Linked DNA regions of Homo sapiens: regions 2 and 3 are each linked to region 1. Evidence: chromatin loops called from intact Hi-C (ENCODE). Cell type or tissue: PC-9. All regions are shown on one strand.

What was found. Hi-C counts contacts between places; a loop is a spot of excess contacts. Peaks named below come from ENCODE experiments on the same cell type or tissue, not always from the same donor. Only the 100,000 strongest peaks of a DNase experiment are listed, where the experiment ranks them.
Region 2: a loop joins it to region 1, with 8 times the contacts of the local background. A loop is called at or near these places in 3 of 110 quality-filtered maps.
Region 3: it touches region 1 in a loop (5-fold over the local background); 7 of 110 quality-filtered maps call a loop at or near these places.

What each region holds. Positions count from the first base shown.
Region 1 is chr16:84,781,371-84,789,370 of GRCh38, reverse strand. LOC105371378 (a long non-coding RNA gene) reads right to left here and starts at 4,775. Exons shown (of 3, transcript XR_001752293.2): 1 at 4,056-4,775; 2 at 3,884-3,959. In PC-9, CTCF peaks have their summits at 3,624 and 3,850 (motif pointing right); DNase peaks (open chromatin) are centred at 2,710 and 3,020; H3K27ac peaks cover 410 bases.
Region 2 is chr16:84,848,140-84,856,139 of GRCh38, reverse strand. It overlaps CRISPLD2 (cysteine rich secretory protein LCCL domain containing 2), which reads right to left. Exons shown (of 15, transcript NM_031476.4): 4 at 6,623-6,755; 5 at 5,457-5,572; 6 at 1,311-1,411. Among named protein-coding and RNA genes, the nearest start is that of CRISPLD2, 32 kb to the right of the region's middle. RefSeq lists an enhancer at 4,628-5,129. In PC-9, no CTCF peak of the experiment used is centred here; a DNase peak (open chromatin) is centred at 4,689; H3K27ac peaks cover 1,025 bases.
Region 3 is chr16:84,838,744-84,846,743 of GRCh38, reverse strand. It overlaps CRISPLD2 (cysteine rich secretory protein LCCL domain containing 2), which reads right to left. Exons shown (of 15, transcript NM_031476.4): 3 at 840-958. Among named protein-coding and RNA genes, the nearest start is that of CRISPLD2, 23 kb to the right of the region's middle. RefSeq lists a silencer at 125-361 and an enhancer at 1,144-1,873. In PC-9, no CTCF peak of the experiment used is centred here; DNase peaks (open chromatin) are centred at 4,713 and 6,643; H3K27ac peaks cover 1,784 bases.

The DNA of each region.
Region 1 (8,000 bases):
TAAATAGGACAGAACATCTGAGTCAATGCATCCCTTTTACTAAGTGAAATGAAAGAGTTTGGCTCGCGGGGATTCCAAGGCAAATCTGAACCATATGAACATGCAGACTCATGGTAGACACTTGGCTCTTGCACAGCTTCCTCCAGCCCGCCGCCGTCGCGGTGAGCGAGCACACGCAGGCAGCAGCAATGACGGGCGCCTGAGGCTTTATGGGCCCTGGCATCACTGCTGTCCAGAGCTCATCATTTCCGTGAAAAAGGTGCCGGGCCCAGCCCGTCCCTGTTGCTCCATCAGCCGCAAACCTGCCTCAGGATGTCAACAACTGGGCAGCGTCCAGAGACCCAGGGGCTCCTCTGCTCAGTGGGCCAGTGGGTCAGTCTCGAGGAGCTGACCGTGGTTTGTGCTTGCGTTCCATGCACGACCTGACTCAATCTAGTCCAGGGCAAAACTGGGCTGGAGTAACGCCCTGGCCAGACGCTGCAGAAGATGTTTTGCTGTGGCTGCCACTCCTTGGAGAAAAAGCAAATTTGGAAGCTTTGACCCAAGAGGTGGAATGGCTGCTTATTTATTCTCATTTTCTCTCTTTTTTTTTTTTTTTGAGATGGAGTCTCACTCTGTCGCCCAGGCTGGAGTGCAGTGGCGCAATCTCAGCTCACTGCAACCTCAGCCTCCCAGGTTCAAGAGATTTTCCTGCCTCAGCCACCAGAGTAGCTGGGATTACAGGCGTGTGCCACCACTCCTGGCTAATTTTTGTATTTTTCGTAGAGACGGGGGTTTCACCATGTTGGCCAGGCTGGTCTTGAACTCCTGACCTCAGATGATCCACCCGCCTCGGCCTCCCAAAGTGCTGGGATTACAGGCGTAATGAGGCTCAGCCTTATTTTCTTTCAGTGAATTTTATTTTCTCTTTGGCTCATATTAATATACTGTCACCATGAGAATTAACGAGACCAGAATGCTGAAACAGATTTGGCTTCAGGAGGAAAAGACTCCGAAGTCAAAGTCAAGGTGGGTTTGCTGTATAACCTTCAGGCACTGAAGACCTGAGCCATACAGCTTGTGAACGTCAGACGGGCTTTCAAGCCGCATAGAAGACATCTTCACATTTCCAAAATGAATTTCTAAAATGCAAACCATACCTCAACACCGAAACCTTCAGAATTCCAGGGTAAACTCTGCTTTAAATGTAAATTGCAGAAAAGAAATAGAGACCCACTCCCAGCAGAGATGACAGGGCTAGGGTTGAGGACGCTGATTTCAGGGGCTGGTAATGACCAAGAGCAGCCTAGCATCGTGGCCTGGCCATCGCCACAGGGCTGTCTCCCTGGAAAGATGAGGCCAAAACAAAGCCACCCCCACGCCCTCCACCTCCCTGCTCATTCCTTCTCACTCTCCCCTCTCTTCTCAGTTGCTTCTCCCCTCTACATTTTCCTTTTATTACTGTTTTTAACTTTTTTTTTTTTTTTTTTTTTAGTAGAGACAAAGTCTCATTATTTCACCCAGGCTGGGGTCAAACTCCTGGACTCAAATGATCCTCCTGCCTTGGGCTCCCAGAGTGTTGGGATTACAGGCATGAGCCGCCTGCCTAGCTCACATTTTCCTTCTCCTGACCTTCTCTTCCATTTCCTTTACCTGCTTAGCCTCACCCTTTCCATCCCCTAACTGGCCTCAATACAGAGTCAAAGCATACTTTCAGTTGTTTGCTGTATTTACCAAATGAAGTGTGTGTTTTCTTCTCAGTTATAAACGTGGGTGGGTTGAAGCTTTATCGTTCTATTCCTTTGCAAACAAATCTTAGGTTGCTGCAAATCTGAGGTTGGATGCCGGCTTTGAATGGTTCTTCTTGTGCACTAGTGACTGTGAGTATTTTTAAAAGTCCCATTGTAGATGGAAAGGAGGGGACTTCCAGGAAAGCAGAGGGAATGCACATGCAGCCAGCTCTGGAGGACGTGTCTGAGTAAAAGGAAGACAGCAGAGGGAAAGGCTTCCTAGCTCCTCTGGGATAACTGGCTCTGGAACAGTCTTCACCTGGTTGCCCAATATACCCTCGTGCTGTTTTTCGGTGGGAACTTAGGAGTGAATGTCTGTCTACCCTGGTGGTCCCTGACCAGACAGGACACACTCTCTCAGTGCTGAACTAGCACTGTCTGGCTTGATCAGAGTACCCAGAACAGCCAGGAGGGCTGGGATTCTAATGAGGGATAGGGCAGGCAGGGGCAGAGGTCCAGGTAGGCGCGTGACCAAGGTCCCGAAGGCTGGCTGCCCAGAATCGAGGCCCCAGCCCCAGGCCCTCCTGGGTGCTCCCTAAGGGCCTGCTCTGCCAGGGCTCCCTGGTGTGCTTCCTGCCCAGGAGGGCACAACCAGCGGGCAGCTATGGTCATCACTCATGTGCACCTGTGGGCGCACTGCTGAGGGTCCCTGTTCAGACCTCACTAGGCGTGGTGTCGCATCTGCCAGAGTGGACGCTGCGATGTCAGGCAGGTGGTACATTCACTGGGCACGGACTGCAGCCCCTCCTCCCCCAGGCATGGCAGGGGCCCTCTGAGGAGTGCCAGGGCCACCGTGACTGAGCATCAGCTGTGCTAATGGATCACACCTGCTACCTTGCTTACTCCTGCCCCTGGGCCTAGGTGACAGGGCCTAGGTGACAGTGCCACTCCCAGCCACTACCCAGAGGAGGCACCAGGCCACCTGTCCAAGGTCATGTGGCTGGTTCACAGCAGGTGAGGATGGAATGCAGGCACCCGACTATTTAATCACTGTGCTACTTTGCTCTTTTTTTTTTTTTTGCTTTAATGCTGCAAGCACTGAGGCGTCATGCACATCTTTTTCCTTCTGTTCCTCTGCAATATCCACTGGGCTCTGTCTGCCATTCCAGTTTACTCCTAAGCACCAGTGATGACCTCGTCAAGCAGGGTGGGCTGCAGGGAGATGACAGCGGGTATGAAAGGGTGTGAACACCCGCCTGCAGCACAGAGGAGGGGCCCCAAGCATAGGTGCTGGGCAGGTGCCAAGTCCCCAACTGCACAATGTAGACAGAAACTATGCATGGGCTTGGCAGAGGACCAAATGCCTGGCAAAAGCTCAGCAGCAGCCCTGGCCTGCAGAAAGCCCTGTGTGTTTGCTGTTAATCTCTCTCAAATGAAAGGTGCCAAACCTTTAGCCAGAGGAGGAAGTGTCCTGGAGGGGGGATGGAGGCAGGAAAGCTGGAGGGAGGTGCTGGTGGGGGGAGGCCCACAGGAACACCCTAAGGTAGCCACCGAGGGTGCTGCTGTGGGCTGCCGGTCCCCTGTAGCTCAACATCTGATATCCATGGACACACTCCAGGTCTCAGACCCTAGCCTTGGAAGCAGGCCCGGCTGCACCCTTCTTTCGGTCACAGCAGAGGACCCCACTGAAGACTGCACTCCGGCGCAGTGAGGTGCGGCCTCCCAGTGTGGCAGGGAGCATTTGTAGCCACAGGAAACAGGGACATCTTCCTAGAGAGTGAACTTTACTCATTGCAAAGCTAATATACTTTTTCAAAAATATGACAATTAATTTTTTTTTGAGACCAAGTGTCACTCGGTCGCCCAGGCTGGAGTGCAGTGGCGCAATCTCAGATCACTGCAACCTCTGCCTCCCGGGTTCAAGGGATTTTCCTGCCTCAGTCTCCCAAGTAGCTGGGACTACAGGTGCATGCCACCATGCCTGGCTAATTTTTGTATTTTTAGTAGAGATGGGGTTTCACCATGTTGGCCAGGCTGGTCTCCAACTCCCGAGTTCAGGCAGTCAGCCTGCCTCAGCCACCCAAAGTGTGGGGATCACAGGCATGAGCCACCACACAGCCAAAAATATGACACATTTTATGTCACTGTATTAGCCCTAAGGGGGCGCCGCTCACCTGCCAGGATGCCAAGGGTGCATATTTCAATGGAAAATTGAGGCACTGACTTCTCTCTGCAGAGCCCAGGAGTAAACTGTATGTGATAAAATAAGACAAGAATGTCAGGGTCTCTTGCCAGCCCCATGGGTATCAGAAGCTCTACTTTAAGCAGCAATAAATAAGTGGTTACCTGTGCAGAGAGGGACAGACAGGTCAGCTGCGCTGAGTCCCAGACCTGTGTCTTCTGATGGAAACAGGAGGAATGAGGCAGAGACGGGGTCCTCAGATCTGGAAGGCAATCAGCACCTTACAGGGAGGCTTTCAGTCTTTTAAAGCAGAGGAAGAATTTTTTTGTTAAATCAAATGGAGAATACCATCATACTCAGAAAATAGGCAAAAATAATTGCTTTCTTTGAAGGACACGTGGGAAGTCCAAGGTCAGGGTTATTAGACCCGACCCAAGAAAGCCAAGGCTATACCTCGAAAACCAGGGCACGTGGCCTGATCCCATGAACCAAAACACACTCCAGAGGGGTTGTTAAAAAAACAAAACCAAATAATAGGGGAAAAAGAAAGAAAAAAGACACAGAGTTAGATTTTGTCTAGTTCTCAAATGTGCCAACAACACAGGCACCCCTCAGAAAGTTCCTATCAGGGGACTTTTCAAATACACAAACACAACTGAGCAGTGTATTGGCTTGAAACAGGCAGCATAAATGAAGCTACTCTAATGTTTTCGTTATTAGAAAATCAAACAATAAACACTTTCCCCCAAAACAGAGCAAGAACTTAAACGGGAGTCTATGAGAAAATGAAAGGGATAAAAGTTTTTATAGGTCGTCCGCGGTGGCTCACACCTGTGATCCCAGCACTTTGGGAATTCGAGGTGGGTGGATCCCTTGAGGCCAGGTGTTCAAGACCATCCTGGCCAACATGGTGAAACCCTATCTCTACTAACAATACAAAAATTAGCTGGGTGTGGTGGCGTGCACCTCTAATCCCGGCTACTAGGGAGGCTGAGGAGGGAGAATCGCTTGAACCCGGTAGGCGGAGGTTGCAGTGAGCCAAGACCACACCACCGCACTCCAGCCTGGGCTACAGAGTGGGACTCTGTCAAAAAAAAAAAAAAAAAAAAAAAATTATAAAAAATATCTTAAGCATATCACTGTGTGAAATCCTAGAGTCAAAATAAAATAGTTTGCAAATCCCACAGCAGCAAGCGCTGTGTAAATTCCCTTTACTGAAAATACAGCACAGAACAGTGATTTCCAGGTTTGCTTACTTGCCAGTTGTTTCCAAGGAAGGGCCACTCAACGAAATACTACTGTGTTCAGCAAATCAGTGCCTAGCAAATGATCCCGTATCCTGACCACAGAACAACAGGAGACACAACTAAATCCGTGAAACAAAATGCATGTACGACCAAGAAGCAAACGTACAATTTGAGTCCCACTGGAAAAAAATGTACACTTGCTCATTAAAATGATGTAACATGTCTTACTGAGGTGGGGGATGAGCAAAGGGAGGGAAACAATCAGAAAAGAGAATGAAGCATTTGGTCACTAGTTCATAAAGGAACATCACCATGAGGTAAAGCCAGCAGATGCCATCGGGTGCATTTCATTTTCGAGCAAGTTAACTTTTCCCCAAAAGGTGCAAATAAGATGGGAACGGCCAGTCTAAAAGATGAATAACACTAAAACAAACAAACAAACAAACAAACAAAAACAACAAAAAAAACCCCAATTCCTAGGAAGCCAGAGAAAATGTCTGAAGAAGGCAGAACAGTGTCTGCTCGGTGACTTTTGCTGTGACTGATTTTAAAGGAAAAACATGCCGGGCGTGTTGGCTCATGCCTGTAATCCCAGCACTTTGGGAGGCCGAGGTGTATGGATCACGAGGTCAGGAGTTCAAGACCAGTCTGGCCAACATGGCGAAACCCCGTCTCTACCAAAAATACAAAAATTATCTGGTGTGGTGGCAGGTGCCTATAATCCCAGCTACTCGAGAGGCTGAGGTAGGAGAGTCACTTGAACCCAGGAGGTGAAGGTTGCAATGAGTTGAGATTATGCCATTGCATTCCAGCCTGGACAACAAGAGCAAGACTGTCTCAGAAAACAAACAAACAAACGAACAAACAAAAAACAATAAAGGAAACACAAAACACTTCGTGTAGAGTTGGCTATTACCACTTGGCCTTGCTAGACACGGATTTTAAAAACACTAACATTTTGGTCTAATCTCTTTTAAGTCCACTGACCCTCAGGAAATTGGTATAGAGATACTGTCTTCACTAGGCTCAGTCAAGATATTTTTCCTTCTTGAGCCAGAGAAGTACCAGAAAAACTGTGAGTCTTCTGTCTCTTGCTGTTTTTAGTTCTTTTGATGCACTCAGCACTTCCCAAGAGAAATGAAGCCAAGAGACTGCTGTGTCCACACTGCTACAACTTGCTCATTCTCATTGACTCATGAACGTGAGTTGGCTGTACAATACTAGCTCACTGGTTTATTGGGTTATTTCCCATAGTTCAAAAGCCACTGACTTGGACTATGCTTGTCACTTTGTAACCAGTTGGCCTGGTCAAGTATAAGCAGTCTATGACAGCAATAATCAGAAACGTCACCAAATAAAAGACATTCTAAGATGATGCCTTTGCTGACTGCAAAGTTCCTGCTCACGTTGCCCACACATTAGACTAGGATGGTATGACCAATGACATCAAGCAATGAAAGCAGGGGCTGGGCACGGTGCCTCACGCCTGTAATCCCAGCATGTTGGGAGGCCGAGGCAGCTGGATCACCTGAGGTCAGGAGTTCGAGACAAGCTTGACCAACATGGTGAAACCTCGTCTCTACTAAAAATACAAAATTAGCCGGGTGTGGTGGCACATGCAGAACAATCGCTTGAACCTGGGTGGTGGAGGTTGCGGTGACCTGAGATCGCACCGCTGCACTCCAGCCTGGGCAACGAGGGCAAAACTCCATCTCAAAAAAAAAAAAAAAAAAAAGAGAGAGAGAGAGAAATGAAAGCAGAATGCCACTGTGAGCCACTTGGGTGGCTGAACCATAGTTACACCAGTGGAGGCCAGAATGACCTCCATTCTCCATCCTGCCTCAAACACACAGTGGCTTGCGCTTCCTTGGCTAGTGGACAAATAACATACCAACCAGGTAAACTTCATGACATCTTCCCTGTAAGAGAACTTCCAAGTCTTGTTGTCAACAACTGACAAATGCGAGGAAAATCTCCCTATAACATACTAAAAATGTAACCATTCACTGCTTTAAATGCCACCTACAAAGGCATGTTAAATGATAATGAAGGAAAATCACTAAGTCTGTAGCCTCAGCACCAAGGTTAATGAGCAAAGTTCCCGAAGTAAATAACCTAAAGTTAGGAGACCGTACTATGAAACTTACAAAAACATTAAACGTTGCAACATAAAATGGAAACGTTGTGCGTTAGGGTTCTCTAGAGGGACAGAACCTATAGGTAGATGTATATATAAAGGGGAGTTTATTAAGGAGTATTGACTTACAAGAAGGGGTCCCACAGTAGGCCGTCTGCAGGCTGAGGAGCAAGGAAGCTAATCCAAGTCCCAAAACGGAAGAACTTGGAGTCCGATGTTCAAGGGCAGGAAGCATCCAGCACAGGAGAAAGATGGAGGCCACAAGACTAGTCTAGTCTTTCCACATTCTCCTGCCTGCTTTTATTCCGGCCACGCTGGCAGCTGATTAGATGGTGCCCACCCAGATTGAGGGTGGGTCTGCCTTTCCCAGCCCACTGACACAAATGTTAATCTCCTTTGGCAACACCCTCACAGACACACCCAGAAACAATACTTTGCATCCTTCAATCCAATCAAGTTGACACTCCGTATTAACCATCGCAAGTTGAGTGCAAAATCTCAAGAACAGCTAACAGGGACAGACCCAAAATTCACTGGCACCCTAGAAAATGTCTGGATTTGCTAGAATCACCTAATTCTGTATCCCTGGGCCAATTATTCACTTGAGGGACCATATTCTGCCCTGCTCTGGGCTTCCCTGTCTGTGGCTGGGTGTGTGCTGATCCTGCCTGAGCAAAACAAAACTTGGGCAGCCACACGTTCATCACGAATACAGCCTCAGGAGT
Region 2 (8,000 bases), 67 kb before region 1:
TCCACCAGGAAAAAAACCATGACCTGCTGAGGTGCTTGCTGAAGGCAAAGGGAATACAGAATGGGCAGTAGAAGAAGGTAGTCATCAATACCAGCTATAACCACGTGACCAGTTGCAGATATGAGGACTGTAATTGTTATGAGTATTTCCTCCTTCTTTTGTTAAAAACTTGCTTGTGCATGTATACACTTGTACTAAGAAAATATCTTCATGTTATTTCCTTTTTCCTTCATCATGGGACATAAGATTTATTAACTTCATATCAGCATTTAAGTATTGTTAACTTTATGTCATAGTATTTGGGTTGGGGATTGGTGAGTTTCCAGTTTTACGAAGGATGGTTGTATTATGTTAGTGTAATTATGATCTTATTATTGTCTTTATTTGAAGATTATGTATGATCTCAGGAGATGTGTATGGGTTCAAGTTGACAAGGGGTGGACTTGTGATAGTTAATACTGAGTGTCAACTTGATTGGAGTGAAGGATGCAAAGCACTGATCCTGGGTGTGTCTGTGAGGGTGTTGCCAAAGGAGATTAACATTTGAGTCAGTGGGCTGGGAGAGGCAGACCCACCCGTAATCTGGGTGGGCACCAACTAATCAGCTGCCAGTGCAGCTAGGATATAAAGCAGGCAGAAAAATGTGAAAAGACTAGACTGACTTAGGTGGAGACTGGGAGCAGCCTCCATCTTTCTCCCGTGCTGGATGCTTCCTGCCCTCAAACATCGGGCTTGAAGTTGTTCCACCTCCAGACTCAGACTGGCTTTCTTGTTCCTCAACTTGCAGATGGCCTATTGTGGGATCTTGTGATCACGTGAGTTTAATACTCCTTAATAAACTCATATATACATATTTATATATATCCTATTAGTTCTGTCCCTCTAGAGAACCCTAATACATGGCCTCATATGGTCCTCCTGCCTCAGCCTCCCAAAGTGCTGGGATTACAGGTGTGAGCCACGATGTCCAGCCCGTGGCCTATTTTATATGAAACTGTGAATGCTAACGAGGGTGAGCAGTGCGTCTGCATTTAATGCTGTGTCCAGCATCTGCAGAGCCCGGCACAGGAGATGCCCATGGGAAGCCATGTCTCGGGGCAGTGGGGCTCTCCAGGGGCCTGGAAGCTGAGCCTAGACCCTGGAGATGAGGCTCAGCTCATCACGGAGGCGGGAGGAATGTGCTGAGAGCGTCTTAAATAGGGCCAGGAGGGGTGACTGACTTCTTTAATTCCCCTGTTTCATGTAACGCTGTCGCATGACTCAGACTGAGGGCAAATTCATTGCAAAAGTGTTGGGAGTAAATTTCCTACCTCGGTAACACAAGTTGTTCCTGCAGCTGCCTCCATAGCTGGGTGGGCACTCAGAGCAGGGCCGGCCATTCTTGTAGGGGGCTTCTCCAATCCAGTTCCCCCTGAGGACAGACCCAAAAACAACCGTCAGAGGGAACCACGACGTGAGGCCTCGGGACTGATCCTCTTCCAAGGCCCACGTGAGTCCCTGAACACCGCCACTGACAGGTCAGGGGGGAAGGTTGTGTGCTGTGGGAAGCGGGAAAGATGGCTATCCCAGGCCTCTCCCGTGCACAGAGAGTCTAGAGAGCTCCAGAATCCCAGCGATTCTGCAGAAGGGAGCTACAAGATGCCCTTCCACACAGTACCTTTGCCCTGGCTGGCTGTCAGCCCCGTGGCCCCCCTTCCACCAACACAGCTCTGAACACTGTTAGGGCCCCTAGATCACAACACCTTAGCGCTGAAAAGCTGCCAGGACCCCCTTTTAAGCCATTTCTCAAATGTGTAAAGCCAGCCTGTCCCAGAGACGGCTTGCGTTTCCCAGTTTTTACCACACACCATCCCTGGTCTGTGCCTTCACTGCACTCCTCACCCCATCTCCCCAACACCCCAGGAGGGAAGAGCTGGAATTCAATATTTTTGCAGAGGAGGAAACTGTGGCACAGTGAGGTTAAGTGACTTGCCCCAGGTCACAGGACAAGCAAGTGGCGGGGCTGGGATTTGAACACAGGCTGTCCGGCTCAGAGCCTTAGGCACACTCTACTCTAGGGGCTGGATCAAAGGTCCCTCTTGGGTCACAGTTGCCCTCTGCCTCCCTCCGGAGTTCCCAGGGGCAGGAAAACTGGAGGCCGCACCATAGGCTTTCTCCAGGGGCCAGGTAGAGGTGGTGAGCGGAATCCCCAGGCCCTTCCTGCGGCTCCTGGGCTGTGAAGAGCAGGCTCCCCGGCTTGGGCCCCAGGCTGCCAGCATGTGCCCTCGGCCAGCCTCCTCCAGCCCCAGCCTCGGTCTCCCTTTCTGTAAAATGGGATCACGGCAGCAGGGCTGCTGTGAGACTGAGGGAGTGACCGTGGGGAAGCCCTTGGACCGGCACCTGACTCACGGGGAAGGCTGTGCTCTGAGCGTTGGGGAAATCCACAGGCTTGTGCGGGGAACGCTCTGATGCTTTCCAGGGAAGATGGGGAGGGGCCCTGCCAGTGCTGGCCAAAGACAAACGGCAGGAAACACGCTCTGGGTCTGATAGGCATCCGTCCTTACAAGAGTGGCCTAGAACTTCCCGCGGCCCCAGAAGCACCCTGGCCTCACCGAGGGGCCTGTGGGCAGGGGAGGGACAGTGGGCCGTGCAGTGTGGGGAGGACAGGGCTGGCCACTGTCTGACTGGGCACTGTTATGACGTGCACACAGCCTCTTCCACCCTCTCACATTCCGGAGGCAGAATGATCGCGTCCGTGCCATGCCACAAGACATCCCTGCTCAGAAATCGTCTGTTCAGATCCCCGGGGGTCTTCGGGATGACTCCCCCAAAAAGAACATCACCAAGGGACCGAGAGGTCCCAGAGCCCATCCTGTCTCTGGGTGAAGCCCAGTAGGTTTCTCAGATGATCGTGGCCCTGTCGTGGGTACGTCCCACTGCCCCTGCCAAGTTTCCCCTTGTGTCTACGGTTCTATATTTCCTCAGACAAACCACACCACTGACGCTCCCAGCTCAACCCTAACACTCAGGGTTGGCATTGGTGGAAGGCTGGCTGGGCACCAGGTCCTGCAGACAAATAATCTCCTTAATTTTTGAGACAGGGTCTTGCTCTGTCACCCAGGCTGGAGTGCAGTGGTGTGACCACAGCTCACTGCAGCCTCAACCTCCTGGGCTCAAGCAATCCTCCCACCTCAGCCTCACAAGTAACTGGGAATACAGGCATGCACCACCACACCCAGCTAACTTTTTGTATTTTTCGTGGAGATGGGGTTTTGCCAGTTGCCAAGGCTGGTCTTGAACTCCTGGACTCAAGCGATTCTCCTGCCTCGGCCAAAGGAGGCTGGGATTACAGGCATGAGCCACCGCACTGGCCAGTCTCCTTAATTTTTGAATAGCACCGTGAAGTACCTTCCCTCACACACAAGGCCCTCTGTGTACACACCCACCCCACCCCTTGTCGGGTTGGGAATCCCCCTCAAGGGATCTGACCCCCCCCACACCCAAACTCACCCTCCCAGCCACCCTCCTCACCCTGGTGCCTGGGACAGTGTCCTGCATAGCCCAGGGGCTCAAGCCCTCTCTCTAAGACAGAGGCCATGGACAGCACGCAGTAATATGCAGCAGACAAAAGGAAAGAACCGGTGATCACGCAACACCACGGGGAGACCTCACCAATGTGATGTTGAGCAAAACACCATTTGGGGGTACAGGGAGTGTGCTGTGTGGCCCCCTTCATATGAGGTCCCACACCAGACACCACAGACCGATGGGAAAGATGCTAGAATGGTGGGCACTTTGTAGGGCACGAGAGAGCCTCTGGGGCATGGGAGACACTGTCCATCTCCATCTGGATGGTAGTTACACGGGTAGAGGGCTATTGCCGTGGACTTTCATTATGTGTCTCCCCAAATCCCAGTGTTGAAACCCTCACCCACAATGTGACTGTACTTGGAGACAGGGCCTTGATGAAACTAATTAAGGTTAAACGACGTCAACAGGTGAAGTCCTGACCCAATAGGATTGATGTCCTCATCTCTCACCACCATGTAAGATAGTGGCCGTTGGTGAGCCAGGAAGAGAGCTCCCACTGGAGCCCGATGCTGCCACCCCTTGATCTGCCACACCTTGATCTGCCACCCCTTGGTCCAGGGGACTTCTAGCCTCCAGAATGGTGAGACATAAAAGTCTGATGTGTAAGCTGCCCAGGCTGTGGCCTCTGTTGTTGCAGCCCCAACAGACTAATGCATGTGAGACTGTGTCGCACTGTATACTTCAGATGAGTATATTTTACCATATGGAGGTTATTCCTTCTTTTAAGGAAGCAGGGGGCAGCTACAGAAGGAAATAATTTCATTTCTGATAGGACCTTCTAGTGTCTATTTTTTATAGAGTCAAGTCAAATGATTCCTCATTCACCACCTGCCACTGGGCCAGGAATTCCACCACCTTGGACCAGTCTGCTGCTCTTGCATGGTGCCTGCGTCCCTCCCAGGCAATGACACACCCGCTGCGCTCATCCATGTGGGCTGCTGAGCCGCGCCACGCCACCGCAGGCACACCAGATGGTTTTGAGAGGGCTTCTATTTTTCCTCCCAACCTCAGCGATTCCCCCTTCATCCCACCTTTTCATAACTACTCCTGACCCAAAACAAATAAATGAGGTCATTCCCATTTCATTCAGTCACTGAGCAAACATGCCCCGGGGCCCACTCTACACAGGGCACGGGGCAAGAACGGCGGTGGCCAGCGGCCAGCATGCAAACCTCAGGCCATGAACTGGGGGAGTGACTCTCCAAGAATCAGCACATATTTGTCCCATGAGCAAATGAGTCAAGGGCTGGACACCACACTGATGAGCTGAGCATGCTATAGGCGGAGGAGGCACCATGATCAGGAGGCCGCATGTGGACCCTCTTTGGAGGGAAACAGAGAAGCTAGGCTTTGTGTGAACATGTGTTTTCTAGGGTGCTGTCTACTGCATGTTTTCAGAGAAAAATAATCATACTGCCAGGGCAGACCATGCTGGTTGCCCAGCCAGCAGCTATTCCCACTTCTGACTTTGTTCAGTTGGTCCCAGAGGACGTCTTGCAAAGCCAGTTGGGGCAATCTTTTTCCCCCTCATCTATGATTGGTCTAATTCTGGCAAAGAACATAAGGAGAAAGTATGCCAGTGTGCAAAAGACCTAAGGAGAGAGCCCTTTGACCATCCTTCCTTGTGCTTGGGGAGATGTGATGTTGGTGCTGTGCAGCCATCTTGGGACCATGAGGAGAGAATGGTACGGCAGGAAGACGGAAAGAACCCGAGTCCTTGTTGACACTGCTTAGCTATTACGCTAACCCAGATGCACTAAACTCTAGATTCTTTGTTATGTGAGATATTAAAGACTTCGCTGCTCAAGCCAGTTTTCACTGGGTGCTCCCTGGCAAGCAAACACATCCCAACCCCCACCCCATACAACGGCATCAACTTGTCTTACTTTGGAGAATAATTGCAGACAAAGTAGACCGCGTTCTCCCAAACTTCTCCCCAGACAGTCATCTTCCGGCAGGTGTTCACAGCACAACCGATCTTGTTGGTGGTGGCCCAAACTATCTGAAAAGATGACATTTGTGTGTCACAGCTCGAGGGATAAGGCACAAAAGGGTGATATCATTTGGCCTGGATGTATAAGGTGCTGGCACTAAAGAGGTACGAGGTGAAGGGTTGGGGAAGCAGATATTAGTCCCTAACCCATTGAAGATACATACATTTTCTTAAAAAGCAAAGCAAGTGGGCCGGTGCGGTGGCTCACGCCTGTCATCTCAGCATTTTGGGAGGCTGAGGTGGGCGGATCATGAGGTCAGGAGTTTGAGACCAGCCTGACCAACATGGTGAAACCCCATCTCTACTAAAAAAACAAAAATTAGCCGGGCGTGGTGGCAGGCACCTATAGTCCCAGCTACTCAGGAGGCTGAGGCAGGCGAATCGCTTGAACCCAGGAGGCAGAGGTTGCGGTGAGCCAAGATCGTGCCACTGCACTCCAGCCTGGGCGACAGAGGGAGACTCCGTTTCAAAAAAAAAAAAAGCAAGCAAACAAACAGACTCCCACACAATGAAAATGCCCCACAATGTCAAATTGCCATAGAAGTTTTCTCGGTTGAGTGCAGTAGCTCACAACTGTAATCCCAACACTTTGGGAAGCTGAGCGGGGAGGATTGCATGAGCCCAGGAGTTTGCGACTAGCCTGGACAACATAGCCAGACCCATCTCTAAAAAAAAAAAAAAAAATACAAAAATTAGCCAGGCCTCGTAGTGCACAACTGTAGTCCCAGGTACTCAGGAGGCTGAGGTGGGAGGATTGCTTGAGCCCAGGAGTTTGGGGCTGCACTAAGCTAACTAAGATCATGCCACTGCACTCCAGCCCAGGTAGCAGGGAGACACTGCCTCAAAGAAAAAAAAGAGTTTGTAGTGCTCACTCAGTTTCTGACCTTGCTGGTAACAAACAGCTTCTTCTCCCAGCTGTACTCTGTATAGAACTGAATTTTTAAAAATGAAGGCAACAACAGCGCAGAGGCTTTACAGATTTGACAATCCCCCAGGGGCAGGGGGTGAATGACTGGGATTGGGGGGCAGGGCTGAGGTCGTGGCAAGTCCCCGAGTTACCTGTGTGTAGTGCGTGCACATGGGCCCCGAGCACCTCTCTGGACACCAGGGGTTGCACTCGCTCGGGTAGGGGTAGGTGTAGTCCTTCACCTCGTCATACCAGGACTGCACATGGAACCCCGGAGAGCGATACCTGCAGGGCAGAAACCGCTCACTCAGTCCCAGCCCCTCCCCTCACCCACCAGTGGAGACAGCAGCAGCCACGGGCAGGTAGGAGGGAGGGAGGCCGAGGAGGGTGAATAGCGGCCAATTCCAGGAGCAGCCACGGGCAGCCGGGAGGGAGGGAGGCCGAGGAGGCGGAATAGCCCCCAATTCCAGGAGCAGCCACGGGCAGCGAGGAGGGAGGGAGGCCGAGGTGGGGGAATAACCCTCAATTCCAGCAGCACCTGGTACAGGTGCTTAATACCATTATCCTTGAGGAGCTCACCTGGGGTCTCTAGTAGGCTCCTCAGGTGGCTCATACACCACCTGCACGTGCAGGAATCTCTTCACCTGGCTCTTAATGAGTCCTTTCTTTTTTTTTTTTTTTTTTGAGACGGAGTCTCGCTCTGTCGCCCAGGCTGGAGTGCAGTGGCGGGATCTCGGCTCACTGCAAGCTCCGCCTCCCGGGTTCACGCCATTCTCCTGCCTCAGCCTCCCAAGTAATGAGTCCTTTCTTATGTCAATTAGGTGTTTATTTTCAGGTACGTTGGAGAAAAACTATCCAGCCCATGAAGCCCGTATTTCACAGATATTGTTGTCTAAGACAAAACCTGATGAAGACGTGAGTGCACTTAAGGCCGAACATGGTGGCTCATGCCTGTCATCCCAGCACTTTGGGAGGCTGAGGCGGTAGGATCACCTGAGGTCAGGAGTTGGAGACCAGCCTGGCCGACATGGCGAAACCCCGTCTCTACTAAAAATACAAAAATTAGCCGGGCGAGGTGGTGCATGCCTGTAATCTGCAGCCACCAGCTGCACCTGTCCCTGGACATCCTCCGTGGGGTCATCGCTTCATGCCCACCACCCCCTTGCTTCAGCCTTGGCTGCCAAGGTTGGCACCATTTTTTTTTTTTTTAATAACTAGGGAGAAAACCAAACTGGAGGCAAGTCCACAGTCACACTGTCACCAGCAAGTATAAACAAAGTGGTTTCGATGAAGAGAAAATGCTCACGGGGGAAATGACCATTTTTAAGGGCCATGTGGTCGTCGAGGCAGTTAGAGGTCTTGTAACAATTACTGTCTGGAAGCGGAGCGCACGGCAGCGGGCAGCGGCATTTGCAGAAAGGCGTGCACACAGTGAGGAGGCAGGAGCAGAGGGCTGCTGGCCACTCATCCGCTTCCCTGCGGCTCAAGGTCACGCAGACTCAAGGCTGGCACTGGCATGGCTGTGGGGAA
Region 3 (8,000 bases), 57 kb before region 1:
TGAGCTTCCCGACGGCTGGATGACGCGGGGAAGGCAATGGGCATCTTCCCAACAGGGTGGAACCTGGCTCAGCCTTAAACAGTGAGCAGAACCAGACAGAAATGACCCACCATGAACAGAGCAGTTCACCCCACAGGAACGGGGACTCAAGAACCCTGCACAGGAGATGGAATGGAAACCCCAAACTACAGGCCAGGCGCGGTGGCTCATGCCTGTAATCCCCGCACTTGAGGAGGCCAACGTGGGTGGATCACTTGAGGCCAGGAGTTCGAGACCACCCTGGCCAATATGGTGAAACCCTGTCTCTACCAAAAAATACAAAAATTAGCCAGGCGTGGTGGCACATGCCTATAGTCCCAGCTACTTGGGAGGCTGAGGCTCGAGAATCACTTGAACCCAGGAGACAGAGGTTGCAGTGAGCCGAGATTGCGCCACTGCACTCCATCCTGGATGACAGAATAAGACCCTGTCAAGAAAAGAAGGAAGGGAAGGGGAGGGGAGGGGAGGGGAAGGGAGGGAAGGGAAGGAGGGAGGAAGGGAGGGAGGAAGGAAGGAAGGAAAGGAAGAAGGAAAGGAAGAAGGAAAGGAAGAAGGAAAACCCAAACTACAAACTTTAATCAATCATCAGTGTCTGGGGTCAGCCAACCAAGCTTGAATACATTTTGTCAGTCACTCAGGAGTGTTCCTGGATGCCAAGCCTCAGTTTCCCAGAATATCGATGGGACGGGTGGTCTCTCTCACTCTCTTTGCAGGCTAAACTTGATAAGGGGCACAAGTGCTGAGCCCGGCACACGGCAGTGGGGTCCTGCGGCAGCCGGAGAGGAACTTGTGGCTCTTACCTGCCCCAGTGAGCGCCCAGGTTCTGCCCGATGGACACCAGCAGACTGGTGGGCCCGTGCTCCCAGATGCACTGACTGGCCCACGCTGCAGCAGACTTCTCCAGTTCGTCATCCCAGGTCTGCAGGAGAAGGAGAAACGGGCACCAGGAGGTGAGGGTGAGGGAGGGGCATAAGAACCATAAATACAGCAACGCCCCAGCCTGGGCTCCTGTGGAGCCTACAGCCAATGCTCTGCTGCTGTATTGCTGGGTTCCTAAATCAGCCAGGGGGGCGTGGCAGGCCAGACGTGCCGGCTCCAAGCCTATCCTCAGGCCTCCTGCTGGGCCTCTAACTTGCCAGAGGTCCTGGGCAGGTGCCTTCTCTCTGGGCCTCAGTGTCTGTGAAACAGGAGTGGCCATGCTGAGTGACCTCTGAGGGTAACACGGCACGCTGTGTGGAAGACAAGGGAAGGTCAGCAGCCATCTCTAGGGACGGTCTTGGCCTGGAAGCCTGTCCCGATGACCCCAGTCTCCTCTCCTTATGCATGTTCCAGGCACACCAGGCTTCCTCTCCTTACTACGCATGATCCAGGCACACCAGGCTTCCTCTCCTTACTACGCATGTTCCAGGCACACCAGGCCTCGGGCTTTACCCCAACCTTTTCATTGCATTCTAACAGGGGGCTCCGAAGCGGGCCCTTATCTCCATTTCACAGGCAAGCAAACCAAGGCTTGAAGAAGCAATGCCATTTTCCCTGGGTCCCACAGCCAGTCACAGAACCAGGATCTGAACCCAGGTCTTCAGGACCTTGGACCCTGAGCTGTCTCCATGTACGCAGTTATGTGTGGACCACAGCAGGTAATAATCAGATGCTATTCCTAGGCCAGGGGCTAGAAATCAATTATCCGGGTGGCGTTGGATTGGCGCTCTGAATGCTGGTCCTGGAATGGCAGTGTGAACCTAGGCACGCAGTTACCCTCTCTGAGCCTCACTGTCCTCATCTGTAATGTGGGTATGTCCATGGCCCTCACTGTGAGCAGTAATGGGGAGGGGAAGCCTACAAGATGCCCAGCCCAGGGCCTGGCTGCAGTCAGGGAGGCTTTATCCACGTCAGCGACACACAGGCCTGCAAAGAAAAGCAGACGAGGGCCCCTGCAGGGGATTTTAGACTCTCACTGGCCACCCGCAGGGCAACACAGCAAGAAGGGCCCCGAGATGAATGGATGCCGCATTTCAGTTGGAAGATAGAAAGTGCCGGAGATGGGCCCGGAGCAGTGGCTCACGCCTGTAATCCCAGAACTTTGCGAGGCTGAGGCGGGCAGATCACTTGAGGTCAGGAGTTGGAGACCCGCCTGCCCAACATAGTGAAACCCCGTCTCTACTAAAGATACAAAAATTAGCCGGGCCTGGACAAAGTAAGACTCTGTCTCAAAAAAAAAAGAAAGAAAAGAAAAGAAAAGAAAGTGCCAGAGATGGATGGCGGGGATGGTTGCACAACAGTGTGAATGTACCTAATGCCACAGAACTGCACACTTAAAAATGGTTACAATGGTCAATTTTATAGTCCGTATACTTTACCACAATGAGAAGAAATTGACAAGAGACGTCTTCAGCTTGCCCAGCCCTGCTCACCTCCCAGCACGGCCCATCCTGAATCAGTGGGGCCTGAGCAGGGGTCTGGGCAGAGACTCTGAAGACAGGCTGGCCCCAGGAACACACATGACTCCTGGGGAGAGAATTCCATGAACAGAGCAAGCGTGTCCTTTCTCCTCTGTGGAGGAACAGATGCCAGGCAGCCCTGGCACAGCTGGCAGCTGACGCTGCACTTCCTCCCTGGAGTCCTCCCGACAGATGCTCCAGCTTTAAGCAGGCAGAGGCTGGCCTCCTGCCCTCTGCACACCCAGCCCCGGGCACACAGCAGATGCTCAGGGAAGACAGTCCTGTCTTAGCCCTGGGACCCCCCAGCAGGGAGTACCTGCCCAACACAACCGCATGCCTCACTTCCCTCTCTCCCCGTGTCCCAGCAAGACTCCTCAACAGCCAAGGGGCAACAAACCTTGAGTCTTGGAGAGGTTAAGTAGCATGCCTGAGGTCACACAACCAGGAAGTCTTTCACAACCCCCTCTTGTCTGGCTACTAAGGGGGCTCTTCCTGCCTTGCATACTGTAACCAAGTGCCAGACCCATCCCACGAAAATCATAAGTTACTAAAATATGCTAATGCAACATGCTGACTGTGCAATATACTAAATGATAACAGCATCATTCACATTTACTTGGAACTGATTTATGCATTATCTCATTGCCTCCTCCAAACAACCCTATGAGAAAGGGTTTCTTGTTCCCATCATGCAGGTGAGGAAATATAAACAGAAAGGCTAAGCAATCTGCCCGAAGTCACAAAGCTGGCCAGTGACAGAGCTGGCTGGACGGAGGCAGGCTGGCTCCAGAGCCTGTCCACTCATAAAACCTCAGAACGGGCTGCTCAACTCTTTGGGGTTTTAGAATCCACCTTTCAGTGCTAAGGCTGTTTCAAAGGACTGTGGCTTGAAGCCACAGCAGGCAGGGTTGAGCAGGAAGCCACGTTTCCAAGCCGCTTTCTCAAATCTGCATTGCTTGTTTGGGTGTGAACCAGAGCAGAGGGGCAATGCAGCGCAGTGCTGAGGGTGCCGGGCTGAGTGGCAGGGCCCCTGCCACCCCATCCTTTCAGCCTCCTTGCTCCGAGGTAGCCTCAGTAGCATCCATGAAGGCTCAGCCTCCCCAGCAGGCCGGCCTTTTAGACCAAAGGACCCAGATCCCAGCTCCAATCCTGAAACATCACCAAGTAAACAAACAGGAAAACATGAAAGGCCTGCTCTGGGCTGCCCGGGCGGCCTGACTTTCCCTGCTGCAAAGAAGCTCCTTTCACTGGCACTAAGTCTTGCATGAAACCGGGAGGACCACACAGTGCAGGGACAAGAAGACCAGCATGAACCCAGCCTGCTCCAGACCGGGAGGCGGGAAGCATCTGGGATCCTGGGGGTCGCAGCTCAGTCAAGCTCCAGTCCCAGATGCTGACAACCTCTCCAGAGAGACGTGGGGCCTCCCTGCCCCATGAGGACCAAGGCCAAGCCACCAGGGATGCGCGGATTCAATGGGTCTCAACGTTCCCATGGCCCCTTTCCTTTCATTTCTCATAAAGCAACTCTCCCAACAGCATGTTCCAACAAGCCCCCTCTGCTCTCAGAAATTGGCGGCGAAAAAGAAAAACGTAGGTTGGGCACAGTGGTTCATGCCTGTAATCCCAGCACTTTGGGAGGCTGAGGTGGGCGGATCACCTGAGGTCAGGAATTCAAGACCAGCCTGGCCAACGTGGTGAAACCCCGCCTCTACCAGAAATACAAAAATTAGCCGGGTGTGCTGGTGCGCACCTGTCGTTCCAGCTACTCAGGAGGCTGAGGCAGGAGAGTCGCTTGAACCGGGAAGTGGAGGTTGCAGTGAGCCGAGATAGCACCACTGCACTCCAGCCTAGGCGACAGTGCTAGAATCTGTCTCAAAAAAAAAACAATAAGAAAGAAAGAAAGGAAGGAAAGAAGGAAGGAAAGAAGGAGGGAGGGAGGGAGGGACGGAGGGCGGGCAGGCAGGCAGGCGGGGAGGGAGGGAGGGAGGGAGGCTAACTGACTTGGAAGAGGAGGGGAGCGTGGCACGAGGGAACGCAGTGACTCTGAGGGAAGGCTTGCAGGTTTTCCAGCCTCTGCTCTGCCCCTTCAGAAACAGCCCCCGGGCAGGGTTGCTCTGCTTCCAGGAGCCTTTCTCACGGTGCGGTGTGTCCAGAGCTTGGAGAAAGACAGAAAGCCCAGCCAGAAAACCAGTGTAGCCCTGACCCATGGGCAATGCCTCCCAGGTCTCCGGAACGGCTCTTTGTTCTTCACTCCCCGCCTCCCGCCCAAATACCGCCCCGTCACTCCTCACCTGCCCGTCACCTGAGCCGCCTCCCTGCTTCCTGCTGCGCCCTCCAATCCCCAACACCGCACAGCAGCAAAAGTGTTTCACAGCCAGGCGCAGTGGCTCACTCCTGTAATCCCAGCACTTTGGGAGGCTGAAGTGGGTGGATCACCTGAGGCCAGGAATTTGAGACCAGCCTGGCCAACATGGCAAACACCGTCTCTACTAAAAATACAAAAATTAGCTGGCCATGGTGGTGGGCACCTATAATCCCAACTACTTGGGAGGCCGAGACAGGAGAATCGCTTGAACCCAGGGGTCGGGGGTTGCAGTGAGCCGAGATCACGCCACTGCACTCCAGCCTGGGGGACAGAGCGAGACTCTGTCTCAAAAAAAAAAAGTGCTTCACAGTCATAAATGCATCCTCTCCCGCAAAAAAACCCTGTTTCTTTTTTTTTCTTTTTTACCCCCATTTCAGCAATACCAAAACTCTATTCCTCATAGAAAAAAAGGCAGGCTCCTCACCTAGCCTCAAAGCCCTGTGTGATTTGCCCCTGCCTGCCTCTCTGACCTCTTCCAATGGCCTCACTCCCTCAGAAATGAGCCATGGCCCTGCTGGCTTTTTGAGAGCTCCTCTGAGACCCGAAGCTTTTCTCCCGTTAAGGAAAGAGACTCACGAGGCGGTGGTGGCTTTCACACCTTCTGTTCCCTCTGCCCAGAACACCCTTCCCTGCACGCTTGCTTGCTCAACCATGCTCACTCTTCAGGTCTTAACTGAGATGGCTCCTCCGCAGAGTGGGCCACCCTTACTCCTCCCTCTCAGTCAGGATTCTTCCACCCCTAACGTTCTTTCTTGCAGCTCCCCGTATTTCTTCATCTAACTCTGCACAACTCATAATCATGCCTCTTCCGGGAATCCAGGACAGTGCCTGGCACATCGAAGGTGCTCCACAAATACTTCCTGGCTACACTAGTCCGGAGGTGCCGTGTGGACGGGGACCTCATCTGCTTTGTCCACCTCTTTATAGCAAGAATCTCACGGGGTGCTGGGCACACGGGAGGCACTCAAAAATACATAGAATTCACCAGTTGATTAAATATCAGGTATGTGGAAGGCAGAGAAGCAGAGCCTCCTACCCACACATTCAATAAATATGTATAGGCCGGGCACGGTGGTTCATGCCTGTAATCCCAGCACTGTCGGAGGCTGAGGTGGGTGGATCACTTGAGGTCAGGAGTTTGTGACCAGCCTGGCCAACATGGTGAAATCCCGTCTCTAATAAAAATACAAACATGGTGAAACCCCGTCTCTAATAAAAATACAAAAAATTAGCCTGGCGTGGTGGTGCAAGCCTGTAATCCCAGCTACTCAGGAGGCAGAGTCAGGAGAATTGCTTGAACCCAGGAGCCAGAGGTTGCAGTGAGCCGAGATGGCACCATTGCACCCCAGCCTGGACGACAGGGCAACACTCTGTCTCAAAAACAAACAAACAAACAGAAACAATAAATACGTATTAGCACCTTCTATGTGCAGGTTTTGGGGACAGACAGGGTGGCTTTGAATCCCAGCTTCACCATTTGTACATTTGTAGCTGTGTGGTTTGTACAAGTCCTTTAAAGATGAACCTCTCTGAGCCTCAGTTTTCTCTTCTGCAAATTGGTGCTAATACTTTCTATTTTCCAGGATTACTGTCAGGATTAAAGAGGACACAATTCACGTGGCACGTAATAGCCACTCAACCCTCATGCCACGACCCTCCATGGCAGCTTTGTGGGGGAGACACGGGTCATCACCCAGGCCAGCTCAGCCTGTGGCAAAGGAACGTGACCACAGCTTTAAAGACACAGATGAGACGGCAGCGTGTCTCTCAGAGCAATCACAGCAGGGGGCCATGGGTGCATTCCAAAGACATGATGATGCCTGTACCCACAAAGTGGCAAAGACTCAGACTCTGGGGGAGATGTGGATTTTTTTTTTTTTTTTGAGACAGGGTCTTGCTCTGTCACCCAGGCTGGAGTGCAGTGGTGCAATCTCAGCTCACTGCAGCCTTGACTTCCCAGGCTCAAGCGATCCTCCTTCCTCAGCTCCCACCCCCCACCTCCACCTCCACCTCAGTCCCACTGCAGCTGGGACTACAGGTGCGCACCACCATGCCCGGCTAACTTGGATTTTTTTGTAGAGACGGGGCTTTACCATGTTACCCAGGCTGGGACGTGGGTTTGTTTAAAAAGCCATTCATAGCTGACGGATGGCCAAGGTGGAGGCTCCCGGTTGGTGGACGAGGAGGGACCCTGGAAGACTGTGGTCCATTCCTCTGTAGTTCTGGAAAACCAGCCAGGAAGGAAGTTTCCACACTGGAGCTTGGGGTCAAGTAGCAGCATCGCCCAACCACACCTGGAACACCCATCACAATCACCCGGGAGGGTTGACCTTGGCTGTCTTCTGTCACCGTTAGCTCCTTTCCCGGTTAGCAAAGCCTAGGGGTTGGGGAGGCAGGGTCAGTCTGTGCCGGGCCCTTCACAGCCTCGACTTATCTCACAGTCATGGCAACCACGCGAGGAAGGACTCTCCAAGTGGAAAGTGAGGCTCACACGGGCTAAGGAGAAGTCAGGGTGGTGCAGCTAGCGTGTGGCACAGCTGAGATCAGCATCAGCAAAGCCCAGCCCTGGGCCCCTCCCCACTCTGCCTCCAGGTGGGAAAGGCTGAGAGCTGTGTTCCCAGTGGAGCTACCAAGAGTGACATGAAGGCAACGAGGCAGGCTCTGCACAGGGAACCCACGTGTGTTGTTTTGGCAGAATGTTAAGAACAGAGCCAGAGCCAGACAGGGTGACTCATGCCTATAATCCTAGCACTTTGAGAGGCTGAGGCAGGAGGATTGCTTGAGCCTAGGAGTTCAAGACCAGCCTGGGCAACGTAGCAAGACCCCCATCTCCACAAAATATTTAAAATCTAGCTGGGCACCATGGTGCATGCCTGTAGTTCCAGCTACTTGGGAGGCTGAAGCAGGATCGCTTAACCCCGGGAGTCTAAGGTTTCAGGGCATGACGATTGTGCCATTGCACTCCAGCGTCAGTGGCAGAGTGAGACCCTGTCTCAAAACAAACAAACAAAACAGAACAGAGCCGGGATCCTCCCCTGCCAGAGGAGACCCTGAGCCAGCCATCACACGCACTGGCTGGGGAACAGAGCTGGCTGGGGAACAGAGCAGGCTGGTGGCCCAGGCCCCACCCCCGGTGCCAGCCTCTGCGGCCGGAGCCG